Regions from separate parts of the Homo sapiens genome. Here region 1 is linked to region 2. The links are chromatin loops, found by intact Hi-C in ENCODE. Cell type or tissue: heart left ventricle. All regions are shown on one strand. Region 1 overlaps FBXW11 (F-box and WD repeat domain containing 11). Region 2 overlaps FBXW11 (F-box and WD repeat domain containing 11).

Region 1 (2,500 bases), 48 kb after region 2:
AGTAATTGGCCAATGGAAGGCATCATTCAATATATTTTAGTAACAGTATTGTGAGTTCTCTGGAGGTGGGGTGAGTGGGAGGAGGTACACGGGTTCCTACCTTGTTGAAAATGGAAATCCAAATTTGTTAAAAGTTCCTTGACTCATCTTTCTTAGTGAAATTCACTTAAGAAGGAAAAAAAGATTTTTTTTTTTTTGCCTTGATTGGGTCTTATTTCAGTGAGTGGAGCAATATTGTCTTTAGAGACGTGTAGAGTATTCTGTTTACTTAGGTTTAATTTTTGCTAGTATATAATTGAGGGTATGCAGCATAGTAAAATGAACTAAGTACTCAGCTCATTGGCATTAGCAAATCATTACTCTGTTTTGTCCCACATGTGAATGGAAAGTAAACATGTATTAATATTAATGAGCCTGGAAGACTTCCTTCCTCTGTACTCATTTAAGTATTATTTTAATGCCAACATTTCTCCCCTTTACCTCCAGTCTCCAAACAGTGCTAAAATTTCGTGCCTTAATTTGGGTTTGGGCTCTCAAAGAAGGCCTGTTGCTTATATGCTGCATCTTTGGTTTATTGCAAAGATGACTCTTCCTTTGCACACCTTTTAGCAACCTCATATTAGAGCAGGCCTGAGAAGGGAAGGAATAGTTAGGCTACCTGGAGAGAACAGAGCCTGGTTCTTTCCTGGTCTCTGAAGTTCCATGAAAGAGTCCCCCTTAAAATTGTCAGAGTGGACCCACTGATAATTGCAACTTGAGCCCATTGACCTGTCTATATGGCTGAATTTTAGTTTACCTTTCGAAAAAGCCGGAGGGAAGATAGTAGTTGCCCTTAGGCATAATTTACCCATTCCGGAAGTTTCTACCATCGTCTAGAAGGGAAAACAGGTATCAGAGACTTAAAAATCACTCATTACCAACTGTTACATGGTGCTTCACATATATTAGCTTTATGACAACCCTGTGAAGTAGGTGTTCTTATCTCCAATTTTCTGATATGGAAACTGAGTCTGACGTGACTATTTGGCCCAAGATAATGTTTACATAACTGTAAAGTTACTGGCATATGAATCACACACTTGCCTGATTCCCAAACTGGTTTTCTTTCCTCTACTCTGGAATGCTGCTTTTGTAGTTTTCCATGTTGGTTTTATTTGTAGAAACCTCACTATTGACACCTGGTATATGGTTTGTTTAGTTATTAATATTATTTGAAAATAAGAAAAGAAAAACCTGCCAAATTCTGTAGAAAAAAAAAGTTGCCATTCTTTTTGCCAAAATGAGCCCTCCTGAATCTTACAGCTAGTGAGGTTCCTGAGTGGACTTTCTGCAAACTTAATTCCATAAATATTTACTGAGCAATTGGTATGTGCCAGGGCCTCTATTGGTTATCTCTCAACCAAGCTGAACTGAGTCAGTGTTTCATTTGCCTCAGATGTCCTGATTCAACCAGTTGATTGTTATAGCAAATAATCAGGAATTCAGACCATGTGGATTATTGATTTGCCCAGATTCCTGTGGCATGAGAATCATACCAATGTTAATAATAGTATGTATCATTTATTTTCCACGTTCTTTCTATGTGTTGGACTCTAGGAATTGGATTATCTCATTTGATCTTTTATGGAAAAGTTATCTACCTTGCCATTTTTGTATATGAAATTATAGAGGTGAATTGACCTGCCTAAGGTTACACATTTATTTAAGTGGCAGAACTGGGTTAGGAACATAATCTGGATGACTGCAAAGCCAGTGCTCTAGTCACCAGTCTGTAGTGACAACTGCCATTTTAACTTGCAACTGCCATTTTTAGGTTGAAACAAATTCCCCTTAATTTTTGGAGTTAAAAATTTAAAGCCAACACAGCAGCATGATGTAATAGACTGGCAAGTTGTCTTGGGAATGTCATTTGCAGCCTCAGCTGGGGGAGAGTGTTAGTGATAAGCCTTTTGCTGGGGTAGGACTGATTGCTTGGAATGACAGTGAGGATCACGTGAATTGAGTTTGAGTGCCTCCTTCCAAGCTCTAGTGCATATAGTGCTGGGCAGTAAGTAGCACAACTTCTTGACAGCTGCCTTTCTTGTTTCTTTTTTTACTTTTAATAGGTGTAGTGAGCCACAGTGGTCTGAGAATGCCACAGAACTTATCATAGCTTTTGATATAAGAGAATATTTTTTAGAGGAGGGAGATAGCTTGGTAGAAAGAACCCTGGCTTTGGTGCAGACAAACCTCTATTCTAGTCCTGTTCCTACTACTTAATGACTTTGTGATACTGGGCAAGTTACTTTATTTTCCCGAACCCCTGTTTCCTCATCTTTAAAAATCATAAAGGGTTTTTATGAGGTAGAGAAAGATAATTGCCACCTCTTACTGATTCTTACTCTTGGGGGGTATGAAATCCATTTTTTAAATTTACTTGCTCCTGGTTCTCCATGTAAGAAGGAATTTCAGTCTTAGATTCCAGGGCTAGGTAAGGATTAGCTAAAAGACCATGCATATG
Region 2 (2,500 bases):
TCTGTTTTTCCTTGCATTTTTGATAAGTATATTAGGAAATAAAGCTGGTGATAGCAGAATAGTTAAATTTCTAAAATATAACCCCCACTTTGACTCCTACCGCTGCCTGAGGCCTGGGTCCACCCAGGTTGCTTCTCCTCCTGACCCACTCTATAGGATTCAGCTTTGAATATTAGTAAAGTCTATAAGCTCTTAATTTAGACCCTGAATTTACAGTTACTAATGGTAAATAATTTAACCGCCAGATGACTTTTAGGGCCTTATATTGGCCCAGGGCTATACCTGTTAGTGGGCCTATTTTTCCAAACTTCTGAGTTTGGTAAAATTCGCCTTATGAATGAGGCAGAAAACTAGTAATTCATTTTGGAAATATGTAAAGTTTATCCGGCTATGTTCAATGGACTTCATTGGGAAGAATGAGAACTGTACAATATGTATCACGTGGTATTTATTAACCTTTGAGTTAGGAATATGACTTGATTTTCAGGCACTCATCACTAGAAAGCACTCACAAGAGCTTCTGATTGGAAGAGAAAGATGATTAGATTACCCTGTAAGAAGCCAGCAGAAATTGATGCTATCACTTTAGGAAAGGCGATCCTGCCTCCTCCACGGGTGTGAGTGAATCCCCTCTTCCCTTTACACAATTAATGGATGGTTTATAATTAATTGTTAAATGACTTCCCTTTTTGCTAAGTGACCTTAAGTGAGTCATTTCCCTTCTGTCTTATCTCTTAAGTGGCTGTATTACTTGTTCAATGAAGTAATGTAGGTTAAAATACACTGATCCTTATTAAGAAGGTGTGGGCAGGTGCGGTGGCTCTAGCCTGTAATCCCAGCACTTTAGGAGGTGGGAGGATTGCTTGAGCCCAGGAGTTAGAGACCAGCCTAGGCAACATAACAAAACCCTGTCTCTACAAAAAATAAAAAAATTAGCCAGGCATAGTGGTTCACTCCTATAGTCCCTGCTACTCAGGAGCCTGAGGTGGGGAGGATTGCTTGAGCCCAGGAGTTTGAGGTTGCAGTGACCTGTGATTGTGCCACTGCACTCCAGCCTGGGTAACAGAGCAAGACACTCTCAAAAAAAAAAAAAAAAAAAAAGAAAAGAAAAAAGAAAGAAACGAATAAATGAAGTTACTGGAAATGTTGTCTTTTTTTCTTTTTGGATCTTTTTTTTTTCTTCCTGTCATTGACTTTCTCGGGGTGAGTGGGGTTGTTTAGTGACTTCATCAAGAAATTGGATATTACTTTGTCACCACCTTTCTCCTCATGTAGCACACCACTAGGGGTGCTAACTTACTGAATGCAGACTCAGTGGACACAGGTTTCAATAGGGTCCAAATGAATAAACCACACACACACACACACACACACACACACACATTTATATAAAATATATGGACCTCACTGACCTGCCTAAAGAGGCATTGGCTCAAATATATCAATTTTTGCCCCTGATTTTGCAGTAGGTTAGATATCCTTTCAGATTTGACATGGATAAACATGTTCCTGCACACAAGTCTTGGCATTCTGGGCTCTTGACTGCTATAGTCTGTCTCCTGCAAATAGGGAGCTAGCCCAGGAGAATCACTCAGCCATTACATAGATTCACAACAGCACATATATGCCTCTTACTAGTGTTGTTTGAGCCTGTGAATTCTAGAAACAAAATTATCTGCCCTGTAAGATCTGTGGGATCCTGGGTTCTACCTTGTGATATTTGTTCTTCATAGAAAACAAAGCATTTTAAGTCCTAGTGATTCCAATTCCAGTCTTCCTTTGTATTCCATTCTCCCTTATGGCTTTTCTGCCTACTTTCCTTGCTTACTGTATATTCTAGCACATGGAGGACCATGGTCCTCCAGATTCTGCTCACACGTTTCCTTTGTCAGCACTGATAGGAATGGACCTAAGCCCATTTATTGAAGGCTACTGATATTTATCAAAAGGATCTAATAGGTGGTTCTCTGGCCAAATTGGCTTAGGTTATATCTCAGCAATCTTCTCTTTCATTTATGCTAATGAAGTCCTATCCACCCATAAAACACAATAGGTGCCACCTCTTTTGATGTCAGTTTATATTATGGTAGCAGAGACTGTCTGGTTTTTGTGTCTGTATAGCACTGCCTATATGACACTCAAATGAAATGAATGAATTCTGGCACTTTGTATTTATCCTGTAGCACTTAACATATTTCAGGCTTGTAATATAGTTACCTGTTTGTGTCCTCTGTTGAATGATAAACTCCTCATGGGAAGGGCTGGGACCTTAATTATCTTCCAGTGACACACAGTTCCTTCATACACACGGTGTCTTCTTTGTGGTAGGCTTTCAGGAAATGTTGGGTTGAATTTTCCTGGTGATCATTTTCAGACATTATTGCCTTTTGCCTGTGTCTTAACTATCCTCTTTTCTAAACATTTTCACCCACATTACTAATTCTCACAATAATCAGTTCCAAATTTTTATGGGACTTATCATATCATCCTATTATATTAT

What was found. Hi-C counts contacts between places; a loop is a spot of excess contacts. Peaks named below come from ENCODE experiments on the same cell type or tissue, not always from the same donor. Only the 100,000 strongest peaks of a DNase experiment are listed, where the experiment ranks them.
Region 1: a loop joins it to region 2, with 2.1 times the contacts of the local background. A loop is called at or near these places in 22 of 110 quality-filtered maps.

Annotation. Positions count from the first base shown.
Region 1 is chr5:171,953,514-171,956,013 of GRCh38, reverse strand. All of the region lies in intron 2 of FBXW11 (F-box and WD repeat domain containing 11), which reads left to right. Among named protein-coding and RNA genes, the nearest start is that of FBXW11, 52 kb to the left of the region's middle. In heart left ventricle, no CTCF peak of the experiment used is centred here; no DNase peak of the experiment used is centred here; H3K27ac peaks cover 739 bases.
Region 2 is chr5:172,001,298-172,003,797 of GRCh38, reverse strand. The region is part of intron 1 of FBXW11 (F-box and WD repeat domain containing 11); the gene reads left to right. Among named protein-coding and RNA genes, the nearest start is that of FBXW11, 4.1 kb to the left of the region's middle. In heart left ventricle, a CTCF peak has its summit at 1,268; no DNase peak of the experiment used is centred here; H3K4me3 peaks cover 267 bases; H3K27ac peaks cover 881 bases.